2 separate regions of the Homo sapiens genome follow, and region 2 is linked to region 1. A link is a loop called in an ENCODE intact Hi-C map of the cell type or tissue named here. Cell type or tissue: heart right ventricle. All regions are shown on one strand.

What was found. Peaks named below come from ENCODE experiments on the same cell type or tissue, not always from the same donor. Only the 100,000 strongest peaks of a DNase experiment are listed, where the experiment ranks them.
Region 2: it touches region 1 in a loop (8-fold over the local background); 106 of 110 quality-filtered maps call a loop at or near these places.

What each region holds. Positions count from the first base shown.
Region 1 is chr3:168,162,491-168,170,490 of GRCh38, forward strand. No RefSeq gene overlaps it. Among named protein-coding and RNA genes, the nearest start is that of GOLIM4, 71 kb to the left of the region's middle. In heart right ventricle, a CTCF peak has its summit at 3,365 (motif pointing left); a DNase peak (open chromatin) is centred at 3,344; H3K4me3 peaks cover 389 bases; H3K27ac peaks cover 290 bases.
Region 2 is chr3:168,047,204-168,055,203 of GRCh38, forward strand. It overlaps GOLIM4 (golgi integral membrane protein 4), which reads right to left. Exons shown (of 16, transcript NM_014498.5): 2 at 1,088-1,162. Among named protein-coding and RNA genes, the nearest start is that of GOLIM4, 45 kb to the right of the region's middle. In heart right ventricle, CTCF peaks have their summits at 195 (motif pointing right) and 6,121; no DNase peak of the experiment used is centred here; H3K4me3 peaks cover 1,934 bases; H3K27ac peaks cover 5,711 bases.

The DNA.
Region 1 (8,000 bases):
GGGAGGATAACATGGTTTCTTGTTTTTGTCCAGAGGGAGGGTGACAATGAGAGAAAGTGTAAATGAAAGACTATTCTTTCAACCTTATTAGGACATCCTCCTAGAGTGGACCATCCTGATTTGCTTAGGAGTGAGAGATTTCTTGGGATGTGGGACGTTCAGCACTAAAACCAAGAAAGTCCTGGGCAAACCCAGATGGTTGGTCACCCAAGCAACTATACCTAGACCAGTAATCATTACCAGGAAAACACCTGAACTAGTTGGCTTAAACCAAGATTCCTGGCAAAGGGATGGGTACTTGCGATTGGTTTGGACACATGTTTCTAGTCTGTCTGTATCAGAGGCAACTGGGGGCAGATTCCCGGACCTCCAGATCTATGGATTCAGACTCTCTGGGCATGAAGATTGGAAATCAATTGTTATCAAGCAGTACAGATGGTAGTCCTACATACTTGTGCTTGGAGAAACACTGATTTAGACCTCAGCTCTGAAGCTGGGGTCAACACCCAAAATGGCATGACTAATACACAGTTGGGCAGGGCTAAGAAGGATATTAGAGAATCACACACCTGTACTCAGCTATTTTATTTCCCTGGTTTTATAGTCAAGTCATCCTGCCTCTCAGAAGGGAAGGAAACTGTTCTTAGATAAACAAACCATTTTGCATCCTAGTAATGCCCAGTGGTACTTGACTTCTCTTACTAAGTACTCATAAACCATGTCTGAGGTTCGCTCTTACTTTTTCGTCCTGGAATCAGCATCAAACTCACAACCAGTAAGTTTGTAGAAGTCATGATGTTCTTTAAAACAATTTTTTTTGAAAGTTAGAGCAGTATTTCATTGTGTTCAGTCTTTGAAGAAGCAGTATAGATATTTGAGTTTAAGAAATTGAACTCTGGTCAGGCAAACTAGGTGACGAATCTCAGCCCCTAATTTGCATATAGTGATTTTGCATATATTTGGTAACTTCTTAAAACATATCATCTGCAAAATAGAATAATGATAGAACTTACCTCATTGGACTGCTGAAAGAATTAAATGAAATAATGTTTATAAAGTTTTTAGCACAGTGCTTGTCTCATTAAATAATCAGTAAATTTTGATAATCAATATTCTGCCTCTTCATTCATTCATTGTTTGAGATATTCTGAGCACTGAGTCCCAGGGCTAGGGAGAATGCCTGGCACTAAAGAATGCAAAGATAAGGAGTAGTCCCTGCTGTTAGAAAGCTAACAGTACTGGCATTAAACTATAATGCCATTATAGTAGATTTACATATAATATACCAGGAGGAAGGAATGATTAATTTGGGGGATGATCTGGGTCCTGAAAAATAAGCAGAAGTTTTGTAGATTTCTAGATAAATATGGGAGAAGAGGGAGACAGAAGGATATTCCAGAGAAAGGGTGCAACATGAGCGTTAATAAAGGCATAGGGACACACAAGGGTAGGGCCCCTTTGTGGATGTAAGTAGTTTTGACGGGTGGAATGCAGGGTTCAGGTCAGTAGCAGTGGTGGATGATAGAGAAGTACTCAGGGGCTGACTCGGGGTTTTCTGGAAGAGTGTGGACTTTTATTCTAGAGATAGAATAGAGTTTTAAGCAGAGGAATTAGATGCCTGATCACATTTGTGTTCTGGAAAGACCAATCTGGGGACCATGAGGTGATGACTTGGAGGGTGGTGAGGCGATTAAATTTGTTAAGATCCTGAAGCAATTCAAGTGAGAGCTGATTAGGTCTTAAACCAAGAGAGGGATACAGGTTGCACAACCCTAATCTGAAAACCCAAAATCTGAAATGCTCCAAAATTTGAAATGTTTTGAGTGCCAATATGACACAAGTGAAACATTTTACACTTGATCTCATGTAACAGGTTGTGGTCAAAATGCAGGTGCACCACATACAGCTGTGATATATCCTTTCCACCGTGCCCTGAGTACCCCCCACAACAAGTCCACAGAGGGTAATAAAATGTCACATGTGAAGGCCCAATGTGCCAAAGGCAGGTTCTCCATAAAGCCCCACAATTAATAAAAATATTGTATGAAATTACTTTCAGGTTATGTGTATAAGGTGTATACAAAATGCAGGTGAATTTCATGTTTAGACTTGAATTCCATCCCCAAGGTATTCCATCATGTATATGCAAACATTCCAAAATCTGAAAAAATCCCAAATTTTAAACACGTCTAGTCCCAAGCATTTTGAATAAGTGATACTCAACCTGCATTAGGAATACAGCAGAAAGGATAGAGACAAGAGATACAAATGACAGGACTGGGTGATGGATTCGGTTTGGGGTGAGGAAAAAGGAAGATTTTGGGGGAATTCCCAGGTTTCTGTCCTGAGTGGATGGTGATATCATTGTTTCAGATAAGGGACCTACAGGGGGTGGTGGTGAAATCAGGCTTTGGACCTCTTGAATCTGGGTTTTCTGGGAGACATCCAGATGGAAATTTATAGCAAGTCACTGGGTCCACAAAGCCACACCTGAGGAGTGAGTGAGGCCAGAGCCTCCTGAAGAGATAGGCTGGGAAATCAGCAGGAAAAAGCCTTCCAGTATTGGGATTGGCGCGTGACAAAAACTGCCCGAGATGATGCCTCAGCAGAGTGTGTACACTAGAATGAGGACTAGAAACCCCAGAAAAAACAAAATTCCACAAAGCTCATTGAGGTGATTCAGTGGTGTCCTCTACATGTTTTCTCAGGTCTCAGGTCAGAATGAAACACGTTTAAACTTTTTTTTTACTCCCTCCTTTACAGTAGTTTTTACTAATTTTTCTAGTCCCTTCACTATTCACTTTCAAGTAACTGAGATTTTCTGTAAATTTTGTTTTTGAGAGGGTGAGTATATGACAATGTTCTAATTTTTAAATTACATCTTGAGAAGCTTGTTTTCTAAGTAAGTTTTTCTAGTTGTTTTCTTATGTTCAGGCAATTAGAAATTTTTAAAAATAAATTAAAAAGGAGTAATACTTCTCATAGTTAAACAGGGGTGGGGAACATGGAGGAGAGACAGACCTGAGAAATGTTTGCAGAGGGGAGAAAAATCCTGCACAGGCTATGTCCAAAGAACATTTTTAAGAGAGGGAAAGGGACGTGTTTACTGTGGTTGCTCTGGTATTTAAATGAACTGCAGCAATTCTTCCGTCTTTCTTCCCCAGCAGTTACAGAGGCAGCCTGGGAAAGATTAGAGACAAAAATCCCAGTTTCACATATGAAGAAATCAAAAAGATTCCAATAAAATTGTCTGAAAGACCTCTGCCAACTACAAACTAGAATCCATGGGTCACTGGGGAAAATCATCCTGTAACGACACAGGAAGTAAAGAACTCCAGCTAATGGTCGCCACCTAGTGGGAAACGACAGGATTTTAGGACTTGGAGATGGCCTAAAATAATTATTAGGAGTTTTGTTCATTCTTTCAATAAACATTCTTTGAGAGCATCCTATGTATCAGACACATTAATAAATACTGGGAAATATTTAGTAATTGTTTGTAGTTGGGTTTATGAACTCAGACCTCCATTTCATTTGGTGGCAAAAACTCAATCTCAGTCACTTTAGTACCTCTTTTCCCCCTGACCTGGGTAGGTCTGAGTTACAGGGTTTAGTTGTGGTGAGGAATCTGCAGAAGGAAGGGTTCATCTAGCCCTCTGCGTTATTGTCTTCAGCTGAGATTTTTTTCTTCTTTGAACATTGGCCCCCACAGGTCACTGCTGAATCAGCTCTTGTTTCTAAGCAAAGGGTTCTTTTGAGTCTGCCTCTCTCTTAGATATTTCCAATACCTTCTCAAACATTCTGCTGTTTTTGTATGGCTGTATACTGCCCCATCTGCTTAGACACACTGAACATCCATTTTTATGTTAGAGTCTTGATGCTTCCCTTGGCTTCATCTAGGAACTGGGTCACAGTTCTCTGACCTCGAATTCTCGAGATCTGTTTTGGGCTTCTTTTGCCCCATTTTCTACAGGCACAAAAGAGCTTATGTTCAGATAGCCCCATGTAGCTAGATAATAGGCTGTATGCTGGATAGCAAAGGTAGATGAAGCCAATAAGGTAAGCTGAGGACAGATAGCTGAAGATGTTTTATGTTATGCTAAAGTGTTTTGTATGTATTCATTGCAATGAGAAGGTAATTGCAATGGTTCAGGTAAGGGATAAAATGATATTAACTTGAGCATCAGAGAAGAATTATAAATTTAAAAGACAAATGGGCAGTAGAATTATCTATATTTAGAAACCCCAACCTCCCCAGCTCAAATGGCACCTCTGTGTAAATTAGTCATAAGCAGTTCCTACAGGAGAGACAATCCATGGGTATATAGCTTGGGGAGTAGAGTGTGGTGTGGATTTTATCCCACCCTTTGGCTGAGTGCCTTGGTGCCGTGAACAATCTGCCCAACCAAATGTGGTGACCCTAAATGTAGAAATGGAGAGTGGGAGGAATGATTAAGTCAGTGTCCTTAAAAGTATGTCTGGAAATAGATTTCTATTCACCAGCTTCTTTCCCTTAGGTATTTTAGAGAATGACTATGTAGGGTGAAAAGACACAGTCTGATGAGCCATGTGAGTTTCTTACTTCATTTTTTAACCTCATTAGAATTATGATACCGTCAGCAAAGATAAAAGGTTTAAGAAAGTACCTATCCCAGATAATTCTCAAGAAAAAAATCTTAAAGTTTCTAAAAAGGTTTTATTGGGAAAGTCTAAAAAATTGTCACAGCAAAGAAGAAACTAAAAAGACATAACTGGTAAATGTAATGTGATATACTGCATAGGACCCATGTACAGGGAAAGATGGTAAGTAAAAAATAAAGAACTCTGAAAAAACAATGGACTCTTAGTTAATAATAATGTATCAATATTGGTTCATCAATTGTAACAAGTGTACCATACTAATGTAAGCTGTTAATAACAGAAGAAACTGGGTGGTGGGGATATGAAAACTATCTGTACGATTATCTCAGTTCTTCTGTAAATATACAATTTTGAAAGAATTGTCTATCTTAAAAAAAGAAATAGAGGGAAGATAAATAAATATGGAAAAAAGAAAAAATTTCCTTGGTTTAGAATAACCAGATTTTACCTTGAACATTAAACAGATGAATTCACTCTAGTAGGCATTATGGGGCATATTAGGCGTGCAGCCTCACTGGGGAGATGTGCCATACACATGTGCACGAATGGATCACAAACGAGTAGTGTACATTAAATACCAAATGAGTGCAGCACAGCAGAGAATCTTGGAATTTACAAGACCAGGAAGTATCGTTGGTGGAAAGAAGAAGGATTGATTAGTGGAAGGGGAAGAGCTCAGCAATGTTCTGAGTTTTGTAAATATTTTCTCACATTCTGTGACTTGCTTTTCCATATTTTGCACAATTACCTTCTCTCTTAAACCTATGAAAAGGTGGCTGGGCGCGGTGGCTCATGTCTGTAGTCCCAGAACTTTGGGAGTCCAAGGCCGGTGGAGCACTCTAGGCTAGGCGTTGAAAGTTAGCCTGGCCAACATAGCGAAACTCTGTCTCTACTAAAAATACAAGAAATTATCCGGGTGTGGTGGCGCGCGCCTGTAAGCCCAGCTACTCGGGAGGCTGAGGCTGGAGAGTCTCTTGAACCCGGGACGCGGAGGTTGCAGTGAGCTGAGATCGTGCCACTGCACTCCAGCCTGGGCGACACAGCGAGACTCCATCTGAAACAACAACAACAACAACAACAACAAAAACTTATGAAAAGATGAATTTATTCCAAAAATTTTAAAAGCTCATCTTTTTTTCTCTTTAAAAAAACTTGTGCTCATTAGTGTGTGTGTGTATTTAGTTCTATAACATTATAATACATGTGGAGATTCAGGTAGCCTCAGGTATCCCCCACCAGAGTCAAGATACAGAGCACTTTCATCACCACTAGGATTCCTAGTATTGCGCTTTTATAACCACCTACATTTGACTCCCTCTGTCTGACACCTAACACATGAAAACCACTTAAAATTTGTCATTTAAAAATGGCATATAGATAGAATTATATAATATGTAGTCTTTTGAGATGAACTCAGCATAATTATCTAAACATTATCTAACTACAGTTCCTTCCCTTTTATTGATGAGTAGTATTCTGTGATATATGTACCACAGTTCGTTTAACCATTCACCCATTGAAGGACACCTGGGTTGCTTCCAGTTTTTGGCTGTTAGGAATATAGCTGCTGTGAACATTCATACAAATATTGTACAGGTTTTTGTATGAACATAAGTTTTTATTTCTCTGGAATAAATGCCCTAGAGTGCAATTTCTGTAATTATATGTTTAGTTTTATAAGAAACAGCCAAATTACCTTTCAGAATGGTTGCACCATTTTATATTCCCACCCGCAATGCATGAGTGATAACGGTTTCTCTGCATTCTTGCTGCATTTAGTGTTGTCACTATGTTGTATTTTAGCCATTCTCATAGACGTGTAGTGATATTGCACTGTGGTTTGTGGTTTTAATGTTTAGTTTCCTGATGGCTAATGATGTTGAACATCTTTTCATGTTTGTATTTGTCATCTGTATATTGTCTTTAGTAAATGTCTGATCATGTCATTTGTTCATTTCTAATTGGATTAGTGGTTTACCATTGAGTTATATATATATATATACACACATACACATATATGTATATATATGTATTATATATACACACACATATATATGTATATATATGTATATATATACACACACATATACATATATACACACACACACATATATGAGATACTAGCCCTTTCTAGCCTATATGATTTGCAGATGCTTTTTTCTTGCGTTGTAGATTGTCTTTTCATTCTCTTCACATAGTTTTTTTCCAGAGCAAAAATTTTAAATTTTCTTGAAGTCCAACTTACGGATTTTTCCTTTTGGGATTCATTCCTTTGTTGTCAAGTTTAAGAACTCTTTGCTAGTGCTAGATCCCAAAGATTTTCTTCTGTTTATTTTGTAAAACATAGTTTCTATTATATTAACGTACGTAATATATTTTTAAATTATAGTTTTATGTTTTACATTTAAATCGATGCACCATTGTGAGTTAGTTTTTATATGAGCTGTGAGACTGTTTGAGATTGACTTTTTCCCCTATGGATGTTCAGTTGCTCAAGCACTATTTGGTGAAAAGGCTATGCTTTCAAGATTTAATTGCTTCTGCCCCTTTGTCAAAAATCAGTTAGTTAATCATATATGTATGGGTACATTTCTGGATTCTCATATAGCATTTTATTGATCTATGTGTCTTTTCCTCCACCAATATTGCATTGTATTGAGTACTATAGTTATATGGTATACCTTAATATTTGATAGTATGATTCTTCTTATTTTATTCTTTGTCAAGATTGTGTTATCAATTCTAAGGTTGTGCCTTTTCATATAAATTTTAAAATAAGCTTTTATCAGTCTTTTATAAGCTTTTAGTGTAGAGACCGAATGGTCCTACCTGGACTACCTTCTGTAAATGTGCTAGGATTTTGACAGAAATTTCATTAAATCTATAGACAAATTTGAGAAGGGACTTCTATACTATACTGTATTGAATCGTCAAAGTCATGAAAACAGTGTTCTTCTATTTATTTAATTCTTTGATTTCTTTCATCAGTATTTTGTAATTTTTTAGTATATAGACTATGTGCATGTTTTAAGTACATATCTATACATATTAGGCTGTTTTTGCATTGCTGTAAAGAAATACCTGAGACTAGATAATTTGTAGACAAATGAGGTTTAATTGGCTCATGGTGCTGCAGGCTGTACGGGAAACATGGCTTCTGGTGAGGCCTCAGGAAGCTTTTACTAATGGAAGAAGACAAAGTGGGAACTCACATATCACATGTGGAAAACCAGAGCATGGTGGGGTAGGGGAGGTGCCACACTCTTAAATAACCAGATTTCCTGTGAACTCAGAGTGAGTTCACAAAGGCAGTGACCCAAGCTATTCATGAGGGATTCAACCCGATGATTCAAATACCC
Region 2 (8,000 bases), 120 kb before region 1:
CTGTAAATCTTGCATCCACAAAATCCAAATTATAGCCAATTGATTAAAAGTGCTTTTAGAATATCTCTGATTAACTCTCCTTGAAATTTAGGAGGGAAAAAATGGAGCACATCTGAAGACAAAGGTGATTTATTGCTATCCACTAGATGGCACACTAAAATCATTCAGTTCCTGAAAACAGAAATCAAGCCAGCCAAGCCATCTTTAATGCTTTGAAAACCTTATTATCCACTAGATGGCTCTATAAAATCACTCTGCATTTGAAGGCAAGGAGACTCCAAATCTTATCAAAGCATTTAATGATGCTGAACTTCTATTCTTCACACAGGCTCAATCCAAGGGTCAGTAAAACATCCTAACCAATACTGCCCCTCCTCTGCTATCCTCTTCCTTCCTACCAAGGTAGGCAGACAGAACACGTAATTTAAATTTCAAGATTTATCATAAAACATGAATAAATAAATATCAGAATGCAGATAACTTCAAATCATCAGCTGTATAAGGCCTGTGTTTTATGGAAAAATTCTGATAAAAATTGACAGCATTGCCCAGTGGCTGTCCTAAATGTAAACTTTCAAACTGAATCAACTGATGTGTCAATAAAAACTTTCACAAGGTAAAAACAGGTGCATAACTTAAAATATAATGGACAATGGGATCAATTCATTACGGTATAAATATATATGTATGTGTATAAAATTTGTCATATTCTGGACAATGCATCCTGTTACTTCCCCCCCAACCCCAGCCCCCTCAATATCTGTGGACAGAAGTTCCAGGTGTAAGTAATATACCCGTTTAATATGCAGATGAAAAATTATATGTTATTCCTGAAATAATAAGTGTAACCAATATATGAGCTATCACAAGGTGGCATAAACTGAATACAGTATTCTAAATCCAATCTTGTATAGGGATTATTGCACAATGCATAATATATTACTTGACATGTCTTTCTCTGTCCACCTATCTGACTTTGGGTTGATTTGAGAACGATCTTAGCCAAAAAAAAATTGTAAACCAAGTATATGATACGTCAAAGAAGAGTACTGGAAAAACACAGAACACAAATTATGTATTTACTTACCTTCCTTTGCTTTTTTATGTTCAAGTCTTTCTTTTTGCAAGGATTTCTCTAATCTTGATCTGTGTTCATATACAACTGGAAAAAAAGTTAACATTTTTGTCTTCAAAGAATTAGAAATTTAAAACTAAAATTAACATCAATTTTTAAAACAGGAAGAAAACAGTGTAGAGTCTTTACACAATTTAAATAAAAACATATGTGTTTTAAGTTCCCCTTTCCAGGTAAAGAACAGACATACTAATAGGCATTATTCTGGGCTGGCTCCCATCCAGCCTGCCCTTTTCTAAAGCCAGTACTCTGAATGATGCTTCCACCTTCTTTGCCAGCTCCATTTCCTTCTAGGCCTCTTAAATGCAAGTGTCTTTTTGAGATCTTTTTCCTCCTGTCTTCCTGGGCAACCTTGCTCAATCTCCTGACTTTTAACCATCATCTGCAAAGCAGTTACCCCCACATCTACACTTCCACCTCTGGCTTCTCTCTGACTCTAGAAGGGTATTTTCTCCTAAATATTCCATAAGTACTACAAAGTCAACATGATCTGCATCTGAATTAAGGCTGCCTGGATCCATAAGGAGACCTCAGCAGCATACCACTGGAATGAAAGAGGAGGTGTATCTCCTCCCTCCTCCCACGTCAAGGAAAACAGACTAGAGAAGCACAGAAATAGAGAAGGAAGGGACTCTCCAAAGAATTTATAAAAGGGTCCACAAAAGAACTAGTCAGGTTCACCATCAGCCACAGCCAGAAGAAACCAGCGGCAAACCGATGTTCGGTTCTGTAAGACCTTTCTGCCCTTTATCCTCCCTCCCCACCCAGTCTACTCTGAAGAATCCAGAGTCGCCTGGTGAGCAGGGGAGGAAGAGCAGACATGTCTGGCAGACAACAAGGGAGAAGAGGCATACCACAACACTCCTTCCCACTGCAGGCTCCACACCTACAGCAAGCAGAAGCTGGACAGGAGGGAGAAGCCTTACCTTTGAATTAACTGTCCTGGACTAGACCAGACATAACAATTAATGAACCAAGACTGTGTGTTTATGAATACAAGTTTTGAACTATTTTTTGCTTTTAATCTGAGAGAAGTTAGTGAAGCAAACAAGTTTGTCTAAGATTTCATCCAGGAACAGAAAACTCAGCTCCACAAAATGGTTTGAATAGGCACCGAGGGAGAGAACAGAGTAAATTAAAATTCTGATCTACCCTTTGAATCCTGTTTGTTCAGCATTATGGTCAAATATGATCTCATTCTTGGCAGGCTAAGCCAAACGTGTTACTCCATTCTTTGGCCAGTCACAAGCTCCCCGTGACTACATACAATTTAAGCATCAATCACTGGTTGACCATATACAATTCACAGAACAGCCCCAACACTACTGGCTGCTGCCAAAGTCATCAGGGTCCCAGAAAACTCCCTTTCCCCATCCCTGCAGCAATCCCTTGCTGCTTAAGGGATTCCCTGCCTCTCTTCTTGCCCTTTCTCCATTGTTATGATGGCCAACAACCACCATTGTCCTCTTTTCAGGTTGGCCATCATCTCCTGCGTTCTATAGCTTCTCCCCACACTGTGTCTTTTCTTGTCATCCCATATAAAACTTCCATTCTCAGGACTCCATCTACTATCACGATAGACCCTACCTCTATTCACACCTCTGCTAACATCTCCGTCTCTAACTCCTAGAATGCCTGTGACCACTCAAATTTGTATGGTGTGGTCCTCTGATGACATGCATACCCCAATCTCAACTTTTCCCTCATCCGTAGGCAGTCATTGCAATAATCCCTGCCCCATCCCCTTCCTCTACCAGGGTTCCTTTTCCATTCACCAGATGATCCTTTCCCCCTGCATTATTATTATAAAGGAATTCAATATAACTCTATATCTATGGCATCTCTACCATGTACCTGGACAGAAGTGTAAAACTGGGATAAAAATAGTTGTGTTCCAAAAAGTTTGGTTCCAAGTCCACTGCTAAAAAGTAATTTTTTTTCAAACATATACATGTATGGAGTGTAAGCCCCTTGGACAATTACTAAAATCCTTTCAAAACTAAGAGGTTCCTTGGATTACTACTAATAGCCCCATCTTAAATTAAGTTTGGAATAAAGAAAGGAAAGTGTAAGATTAGCCCTATAGAACATCACGAAGCCAGGCCCTGAACTGTGCACTCACAGTCTTTGAGAATTTCACTGAGGTGGGGGAAACATATAGGGAAAGAGCTAAATTACAATACTATCATGATAAAACAGAGGCAAGAATAGGATGCTCAGGAACACGTAAGCTCCCCAGCTGGAAGGAAAAACACTCCCTTCACCGCCAATCCACTGGCCAAAGTTCTCACCGTCTGGGTAGAAAGTTATAAGGGCATAAATATGCCAGTTAAAAGTGAATCTGATTGCACTAATGGACATATTATAGACTGAATTTCAGCAATCATGCAAAACTTTCAAAGAAAGGAACAGGTGAACTATCCAAGATCCTACAGCAGCAAAGTCCCCAGTATAGGCGGAAACAATTCTAACCTAGCAACACCTATAATAATAATAATAATAATAATAATAATAATAATAATAATAATAATAAAACCTAGCAGCATAGTCAAGAAAAACATACAAGGCAGACTGTTCATCACCCACCCCAGTCACCTCAGACTAAATATTAAACATTATTGTAGAAGGTCAAGGATAGAGGGGAAAAAAGCTGAATTTACAAATTACAATCTGGTGGAATTGCTGTTTACTTAATACAATGCAGCAGCAATCAGGGTAAACTCACTTTTGCAAACTTAATATTGTGTGGTACCAGATAATCAGGTCATAATTATCTTTGGCTTAGGAAGGACAGAACTCATCAGCATGATTTCATCTTCAGTAAGAGAATGGAGGCTCTGCTAGATGAAACCAAGTAGAGAGGGAGTGTGGGGGATATGGGTGAAGAGTGCTGGGTGCAGGATGGTATTCCATTCTTTATTCTCTTCCCTTGGATTCAGTCAGGAAGATAATACCCTGACAGCTGGCCCAAAGTACCCATTTATCAAACTGAATCATACAACTGTCTTTGACAGTTCCACACTAAATGGAAATTTACATATTTGACATATTAACAGCAGTGTGTCTCAAGAGCCAGGAGATCATAGGACACAGTTATAAACTTTCATAAATAACCTGAATAAATCCCATAAAATGTCCACAGAAAGGCAAGCGTGTTTGCGAATTATTGTTAAAATTCAAAGGTCTTAGAAAAGCTGAGAAATACTCATGATTACATGCATGGCATCATAATAGCAAACTGTTAACGCAAGAAGAATGTATTTTTGCAAATACAGGAGAAAAAAGATGTGGCAAACAGGAATAGAGTATATATATGTAGAAACTATGAGGTAATTGTGCTATTAATACTATCTTACTCAGAACTGGACAAGCCGTCGTTATAACAGCAGCTTCTAATCCTGATGTAATGTAACTTAAGAATTCAGAAATGGTTTGAAGGCTGGAGAATATCACCGAGGAGGAGGAGGGTGAAAGAATGGAGCAGCGGTGACGGATGGAGACATGGAGAAGGGTTGTTCTTCACCAGGCTCAAGAAAAGAATAAAGGAAAACAAACTGAAAAAGGCTCAAACTATAGGCTGAAGAAACCACATCAGGTAAAGGGAAGTCAGAGTGAAAACTGGCCCTTCGAACTGAAAAATCTAGAAAGAAGAGGAGGAGAGGGAGAGAGGCAGGTGCTAATATAAGGGCTGAAGACACAGCCTTGATGCCTGGGTTAAAATCCCAGCTTCATTTCTCATGAGGTGAGCTGCTGAACTTCTGTGAACTTCAGTTTCCTTGTACGGTTTGTGGGGATAATAATAGATGTATCTCTTTGGCTGAATGTCAGAGTTAAATGAGTTCATATATATCAAGTGCTTAGAATACTGCCTGGCACAGAGTAAACACTATTAAAATGCTTAAATAGCTTAAAAGTGCCAGAGAAAAAAATCAGGCGATCTCCCCTGAGCCCTTCCAACCCTACAGTTAAAGTCTAATAACAAAGTAATCATATGTATGTGTATATGCATATATGTGCATATATATATATATACACATACACACACTCTCTCACACACACACTCTCTCTCACACACACAGATGTATACACACACATATATCTGACTTAAAAAGGCAATGACATTGGTCTCAGTTTTCTTTTACTTAAAAAATTTCTTTAAATAAAAGAAAAAGCAAATAATAATTCCATATGTTATTTAAACCCTTAAGTTTTTGAAAATAAAAACGGAAAGACAGTAGAACAGACCATATAGAATTTCTGTGCTTGTACCTCTTTTAGAAAACTTCACTATTAAGCACATACACACACATACGCACTACCTTTCTTTCTTTTACCATGCATTCTCCAGGCTTTTGAGCTGTGATTTATCTAGCTAGGTTTACTGTTTCACTTAGAATGAGGATAGCTAATCAATCCTTGTCACCTATCTCTATTTTTCTATTTATACTCTGAAGTCAAGGGCATCAGTCAAGATGAACTAATGCTGCTAAAATCTCTGCAACAAAAAGCTATATATTGAATATTCTCATAGCACCAAACAAGTTTAAGGAAAAATAAGTATGAAAATAATGGTTCAATCTCAGCAGTCAAGATCTTTAATGCAGAATAACACTGCAACAGGAATAGGATTTGAATCCAAGAACTCAGGAGAAAAAGATGAAAATCCATAATACTCATCTCATCTCCTGCTTACTTAAAAGGGGTTTAATATTTTCCATGCAACCAGGAATGGAAAGAGGTTCTATTCCCCCCAAAAGCACTCAGGAGTTTAAAAACGTGCCAGCTTCCTACAGCAATTTTCCATTTTAACTCTGACTTCCATTTGAAAGTCACACGAGAAATCAGCTGTATACATTCACTTATGGGCAAAATGCATATCTATGCAATTTCAAGGCAAACTGCTCCAATTCATAATCAGAAAGCAACACTCCAAAATTAGGCAGAAAACACTGCTAAGTGTTTTGACATCTTAAACCAAGAGAGGGCAATGTTTCTTTGGCAGAAGAAATAGCCTGTGAAATTTTGTTTTTGGTCCCGACTATAACATAATGTTTTATTTTTAAAAAACAAACAACAAACAACAGAAGCTTGGTATGAAAGTCACACAATTCAACTTGTGAAAACATTGAGATTTGCAAGTACCTCTATCTTCTTATATATAAAACAAAAATTAAAATGAACAAAGTATGCTTTTGATAATTGTGATTGAAGAATGTTTAAGCTTAATACTAAGAAAGATGACACAAAAAGGAGAATAAATTGAAATTAATATACGTCTCAGACTTCAATACTTTTGAGGGTTTCTTTGGGGCTAATGTCATAGAAATTAAGAGCCTTTATGTGACAGTTTTTGGTTGTAATTCTAAATCACCAGAGGTGGGGTGGAAGCCAGCCACCTGCCCATCCCATTCCTCCATAAAAGAACAAGTTGATGGGTCAACACAAAGTCAACATCATGCATTCTTTCAATTACTTTTCCTTCCTTCTTCCATAATTTTACCTTACAAGAAGTCTAAGACAGAATACTGGAGATCTCCTAGAAAACAACCCCCATAAAAGAAAGAAATAAAAAGAAAAAGGAGGTGGACCACTATTACCATTTTAAGGCTGACACAGGACTCTCCCTCCAGTGCCCAGAAGTAGGGAAGGACATCGCTAGGGCACAGACTTTGGTTCCTCCTCTCGTTTCCTTCAAAAACGTCTCCTCAGAGTTCTGCATCCATCTTCAAAATTTAACTACAACCTCTCACAGATGACTCCCAAACCATGAAACCCAGATTTTACTTCTCACTCAATTCCAGTTTCATTCCTTCAATAAAATTCAATCTTTTGAGTCTGCTTCATAATTTATGGCTGAATTTAATTTTTAATAAGCCCTTTCCCACACATTCAAGGCCCAGGCCTGGGGGGGCAAAACCTCCCAGTGGCTTCTCACCACATCGGGAGTGAAACCCCACAAGGCCCTCACAGGGCCTTACCCCATCGTTCATCCTGCCCGACCCCAGCAGCCTCTCTGTTAGGCTTGAACATGCCAGGCACACTTTCCCCTCAGCCCCTCCTACTGCCTTTCCTTGAGCCTCACTGCTCTTGCTCCAGGTATCTGAGCAACTAGCTCCCTTACTTCCTTCAGATCCTCACTAGAAAGATGCGTTCACACCCAGAACATCCTGTCTAAAATTGCAACTAGCTTTCTGCCCTCAATACTTCGTCTCCTTTCCTACATTATTTTTCTCTTTAGTGCTGATCATCATGCTTTGTTTTTACTTATTAATTAAACATAATTTATTAATTATAAAATAATAATTTTTATTACTGTTATAAATAAGTAAAATAATAATTTTTACTTATTAATTCCCTGTCTATCACAAAAGAACAGAACCTCGATTGAGGGCGAGAATTTCTGAATTACTTTATCTCATTATCGTATCCCTGTGATATGCTTTGGCTGTGTCCCCACCCAAATCTCATCTTGAATTCTCACATGTGGTGGGAGGGACCCAGTGGGAGATAATTTAATCATGGGGCAGGTTTTTCCTGTACTGTTCTCATGAGAGTGAATAAGTCTCATGAGATCTGATGGTTTTAAAAAGGGGAGTTTCCCTGCGCAAATTCTCTTCTTTTGTCTGCTGCCATGTGAGACGTAACTTTCACCTTCCGCCATGATTGTAAGGCCTCCCAAGCCATGTGGAACTGTAAGTCCAATAAACTGCTTTCTTTTGTAAATTGCCCAGTCTGGAGTATGTTTTTTTCAGCAGCATGAAAACAAACTAACACAGTAAATTGGTACCAGTAGAGTGGGGTGCTGCTGAAAAGATACCCAAAAATGTAGAAATGACTTTGGAACTGGGTAACAAGCAGAGGCTGT